Regions from separate parts of the Homo sapiens genome. Here region 1 is linked to region 2. Evidence: chromatin loops called from intact Hi-C (ENCODE). Cell type or tissue: B cell. All regions are shown on one strand. Each heading gives the region's core, and the rest is flanking DNA. Links, peaks and the distances in the headings are about the cores only.

Region 1 (2,815 bases), core at 17-2,516, 93 kb after region 2:
GTGGAGATGGGGTTTTGCTGTATTGGCCAGGCTGGTCTCAAACTGCTGGTCTCAAGCAGTCCAACTGCCTCGGCCTCCAAAGTGCCGGGATTACAGGCGTGAGCCACTGTGTCCAGCCTGTTGTAGATGTTTTTAAGTTAGTTGCTTTTTTTTTTTTTTTTTTTTTTTTGAGATAGTTTCACTATGTTGTCCAGGCTGAACTTGAACTCCTGGGTTCAAGCAATCCTCTTGTCTCAGCCTGTCTGGTACCTGGGACTGTAGGTGTGCACCACAGTGCCCAGCTCTGTTGCTTGCATTTTAACTTTGTTTATGGCACTTTTTGTGTAGTAAAATCTGCCTTTCTTTAGGGATGGTTTCTGGCCTTGATGTTCTGCTTTGAGGGACTTCTACTTGCCAAGATTGAAAAATAAATTTAAATATTTGTTCCTTTCTCCACTCATATGCTCAACAAGAATTATTCTGTGCAGGCAAGAGAAGTGTTTAGATTCATTATTTGGGAGTTAGACTTGTTTTTCTGCATTTCATGAAGTCTTTGAAGGTCTAGAACACTGGACAGCAAATGTTAATTGGAACAGTCAGGTGAAGTCACGTGCTATAAATTAAGGACAAATTGCTGACCTTTGCCTCTTAGATGTTTATACCTCAGATGGCTGCTCACACTGGAGATAGTTCTAAAAAAGTATGAGTAGAATGGCTTCCATTCTGATGAAAATTATTTTCTAAAAGCTTTGATTTTTAGTGTATACTGAGTTAGGTTACGATGCTGCAATTTCTTTAACTCTTACGTTGCCATCAGAGTGTGGGGGAGTTTAGGGGAGTAGGGTAAAGTAATGCAAAGGGAAAGAAAGGAGGATGTGAGTGGAAATAATTACGTAGGGAGGAAATGGTGTAACAGTGCTAAGGAGTGGCAGTGCAGATTTTTGTACAGACAAAAACCAGACAGATCAGTGTTAACAGTGGCTCTGTTTCCTGAATTACATTTTGTTTTCTTTCTCTTCTCAGTTTTAAGCATTTTTGGTCCGAAAACAGGTTGAAAACCACCACTTGCTTTAACCAGATTATTAATTTACAGTTTGGTTATTTCCATGGCACACATGCACTATCACTCTGTCTTTGTGTGTATGTGTTTAAACAATCACTACTTTTTATTTTTAAAATGTTTCCATCTATGAGCTCACTTAGAACAGTCATGATTGTTTGAGTGAAGAATCACTGTGTAATTTCAAAAGTGAAACTGATACGAAACTCATTTGCTCCAGAAGCAATAAAGTAGTTGTCAGCCTCAGACTTGATTCTCTGTAATTATAGGAAAGACTGTGGTTTTCTTTATTGTTCTTCTCCTCTTTAGCATCTGATACAGATGTCTCAGTTTCATAGCTGAGACACCCAGTCTGTAAGCAGTATCTTTTAAACTTAGACTTAATTAGGATGGATTTGTAACTAGGAGATTTACAAAAGAGGATATAAAGCCAGAGAAGTCTTTAATCTTTTTTTTTAATTTTTTTTTTTTTTTTTTTTTTTGAGACAGTCTCGTTCTGTCGCCCAGGCTGGAGTGCAGTGGTACAATCTCGCCACACTGCAACTTCTGCCTCCCAGGTTCAAGCGATTCTCGTGCTCCAGTCTTCAGAGCAGGTGGATTATAGGCATGCACCACCGTGCCTGGCTAATTTTCATATTTTTAGTAGAAATGGGATTTCACCATGTTGACCAGGCTGGTCTTGAACTCCTGGCCTCAAGTGATCCTTTTGCATTGGCCTCCTAAAGTACTGGGATTATAGGCATGAGCTACCTTACTTGGCCTTAAAAAAATTATTTAACATGCTATGTACTTCAATTATCTGCTTTGTTTATTGGCTTAGCCACAGTTATTTGTGTGTGTGTGTGTGTGTGTCACACTTATTTGGGATTTTTGACATTGTAAGAGTATGACAATTATTGTCAGGATCTAGGAAATAATTGCTAACTTTTCTTAACACTTTACAAAGTACTTTTATAGGCATTTCTCTCAGGCAATAAAGAGAGGTAGGTTGTAGGGATAAAAAGTGATAAAAACTGGTGATTACAACCATCAAGGATAGGAAGAGGGAAAATGATACAGGTGGTTCTTAAATCCAGTTCTTTGGAATTCAGATCCTACATTCTCATTATTTTTTCTTCTTATACCCTTCTCTATAAGCAGAGATAATGATAAACAGAGTGTTTCAGTAATATGAAGGGATGATAGTTCAGAAATGAGGTGAGGGTAAGATTTTTACTGGGCCAGAATTGTGGTAGATGCATAATTAATCCACATAAAGGGTCAGTATTAGTCCCACTTTACTGAGGAGAAAACAGATAAAGTAGCTTGCCCAAGATCACACAGTTAAAAAGCACTAGAGCACAGATTTGAATTAAGGCTTCTGATTCTAAGGTCTGTTCCCTTTCCTCTATACCACAGTTTCTTAAACTAAATTTTAGAGAGGTGGGGAAGACTATGCAAAGGTTAGGAAAAGTGAGTGATTTTAATTGTAAATTACATTGTAAATGTTTCAGTGTGATTAATTTGAATTCTGTGGTTTAACACGGGTAATTAAAGAGCATATTGTAATAAGCATCAAAGGTTTTTTTTCTTCAGGATGTTGAAAAATCATATAAAGGAAAACAATTTGAAGCTTTTTAGTTGCCAGGAATGATTAGGGTTGTGAGAGTTATTCTTTCATACTGGAGTATATGTTCCACAGACAAGGATCATATTCTCCAACTTTGTCTTCTCCCCAGCTATGCCTGGGATGATGGGATGTGTATGTGTATGTGCATGTATGATCAATAATAAGTA
Region 2 (2,815 bases), core at 139-2,638:
GAATAAGCAGACAGTGCACTCTGTATTTTCTTGGGTCTGACTGCATCTAGAACTACTGTTCTCAAAAGGGAAGCCCCTGCTGCTGATCACTTTGTTGTAAAATTGTATTGAGGATTTAGCTTTAAAATCAGATGTGAAGAATCCAAATCTGGGTTTAGATTTCTCTTCAGCCAGTTTGAATGCATAATAGCCTTTGATTCTGACTTTATCAATCAGGTATGCTGAAAAAGATAAGAAATTAACATTAATCACAAATGGACTATGAAGTATCTTTGAGGAAGAATTTAGTTTTCATTGAAACAAGCTAAAATTATGCCCATAATAAAGGTAGTGATTTTTATTAGAGGGTTTTTTTTGACATTTATTCTTTTATGATCTATGTAAAGGAGAAGGTGAAAATATGTATAATTTAAGTCTGAAAAATTTGTAGTGAAACTTGATCCATAAATAATCCAAAAACTCTTGGAGGAAAAAGCAAATTTAAGGAGCAGAGCAATGAAGGTTGTCACTTTTGTTTAAAGGGTCACAAGCAGAAAAACGTTGCCTATTTGGCCTGATTGTGAACCTCAGATGTGCTCTTGGTGCAGCCCAGGAATCACAGTTGGTTTTACCCACTCACTCACTGTCGCTCGCTTAAGCTACCATGATGTGGTTATTTCACATTGCATGCTTGTATCGAAACATTTCATGCATCCCATAAATTTATACACCTGTTTACCCACAACCATTTTTTTAAAGCCTAGCAAGCATGGTGAAAATAAGTAACCCAAAATAGTGACTGTTTATCCTGGGGAGTGAGATTTCAGGTGATTTTTTAAAAACTTCTCCACGTGCCCAGTTTTCTATAATTGGTGTGTGTTACTTTTATGATTTTAAAATTTTTTCAAAAATCCCATAGGCCAGTTTTCAGGACAAAATTCAATTGACAGGACTTGGGTGCCACAAATTGGATGCTGTCAGGCACCAGCCTGCTGCTCCCATTCTTTGTTCTTGTCAGGTAACAGGAATCTCGCTCTGCCCTGTGTCTGAAGGGGCCCCGCCCTTACCTTTCAGCACCTCCTGAAGGTACTTCCCTAGGTAGTACTTCCGGAGCCGGTCATCCTCCAGAGCCTGGTCGTCGATGCCACTGGCGGTGATGTAAATGTCCATGTCGCCGTAGTTCCTCCGGACCCACCGCAGCAGCTTGCGCACCCCCCAGGGAATCACAGCCAGGCGCGTGGGGGAGCTCAGGCGGGTGATGTCCTGCAGAAACTGGATGTCCCTGTCCGAGTCGTAGCGGCTGCCGGCCAGCTGCTCGTGCATCACGAACCTAGTGGTGAAGTGGTTGAGCGCGCAGAAGTCGACCGTGCCCTTGAGCAGCCTCCTTTCGGCCTCGGTGAGGCGCGGCAGGGCCGAGCTGGAAAGCCCCCGTCGGTGCTTGGAGGCAATGTATTCCCTCATGGCCGCGGGGTAGTCCCCGGTCTTGAAGAGCGGCTCGGCGAACCAGGCGATCTCGAACTGCAGGAAGCGCTCGGCCGCCCTCCAGTGCGAGTCAGCATAGGGGTTGGCGGGTTCCGCCCAGTCCGCGTGCAGCGACAGCGACACGGCCCCGCGCTGTGAGGGCCTGAACTGCCGGTCGTAGAGGCGCCAGGCCAGGGCGTGGGCCACCAGCAGGTTGTGCGCCGCCCCGTAGGTGTCGTTGCCAGAGCGGTTGTAGATGTCACTTAGCCGGTTAGGCTCGTTGATGGTGATCCAGAGCTTCACCAGGTCCCCCAGCTCCTGGAAGCACAGCCCAGCGTAGGCCTGGAAGGCCTCGGCCGTCGATGGGTTCAGCCACCCGTCGGCATGCAACAGAGGCTCGGGGAGGCCTAGGTGGGCGTGGGTCGGATAATACAGGGTGACCATCGCGGAGATGCCAAGCTTCAGCCCCTCACTGACCACGCACCTGTAGTACCTCAGGGCCTGTCGGTTCACCGCGGACAGGTTGCCAGTGGGAAGGACCGAGGCCCAATCCAGAGCAAACCGGTAGTGGGTGACTTTCATTCTTGCCAACATCTCAAGTTGTTTTTTGATGTTTACAAAATCTGTGCATTGAGCGGGTCGTGTTTTCAGCCTCACCCCTTCCACTCGGTGCAACAGTCTGTTGCCAGTGGCGTTCCACACGTACAGATGAGGATCGCTGAACTGTGGGGACGAAGCCACAGACTCGGGCTGTGAAAAACAAGCTCATTTAGGTCAAGCATGCGCTGGCAGATGGAGGCTCAAGTGATCTGCCTACCTCTGCCTCCCAAAGTGCTGGGATTACAGGCCACCACGCCAGGCCTATTCCAGCCCTTGAAATCTCCCAAGGAGACCAGAAAACAGAGAAGGAGCCACACCCAGGTCCTGGCTTGGAAAACAAGTTGTTTGAGAAAACATTGGGAAGCCATTTTCCAGTTCATTTAACTTTAAACCCTAGGTTATATATGGTGGGGTTTGAAGTGATTCTGTTCAAATGCATCAGGAAATTGGCTTGGTACACTCAATTAAAAGCAATTACAAAAGAGATTCTAAACCCTGCCATAAATTGAAGACAAAGTTGAAATTCCTGTTGTAGAGATTTCACTGAGAAGAGGAGGTTGACCCCAGGCACAATTCCTTAAAAAGGCTGGTGCGGTGGGGTAGGCAATGACCCCTTGCTTTTGCTGAATGCAAATTTCTAACTTGTATTTAAAAAATCCAGGCCGGGCGCGGTGGCTCATGCCTGTAATCCTAGCACTTTGGGAGGCTGAGGCGGGCAGATCACCTGAAGTTGGGAGTTTGAGACTAGCCTGACCAACATGGAGAAACACCGTCT

What was found. Hi-C counts contacts between places; a loop is a spot of excess contacts. Peaks named below come from ENCODE experiments on the same cell type or tissue, not always from the same donor. Only the 100,000 strongest peaks of a DNase experiment are listed, where the experiment ranks them.
Region 1: it touches region 2 in a loop (6-fold over the local background); 26 of 110 quality-filtered maps call a loop at or near these places.

The regions. Positions count from the first base shown.
Region 1 is chr4:39,352,104-39,354,918 of GRCh38, reverse strand. The region is part of intron 1 of RFC1 (replication factor C subunit 1); the gene reads left to right. Among named protein-coding and RNA genes, the nearest start is that of RFC1, 13 kb to the left of the region's middle. RefSeq lists an enhancer at 775-824. In B cell, for the core only: no CTCF peak of the experiment used is centred there; a DNase peak (open chromatin) is centred at 1,308; H3K4me3 peaks cover 1,512 bases; H3K27ac peaks cover 2,500 bases.
Region 2 is chr4:39,445,707-39,448,521 of GRCh38, reverse strand. KLB (klotho beta) reads right to left here. Exons shown (of 5, transcript NM_175737.4): 4 at 1,047-2,190; 5 at 1-221. Among named protein-coding and RNA genes, the nearest start is that of RPL9, 12 kb to the left of the region's middle. RefSeq lists an enhancer at 1,204-1,393. In B cell, for the core only: a CTCF peak has its summit at 1,346; a DNase peak (open chromatin) is centred at 1,431; H3K4me3 peaks cover 1,322 bases; H3K27ac peaks cover 2,044 bases.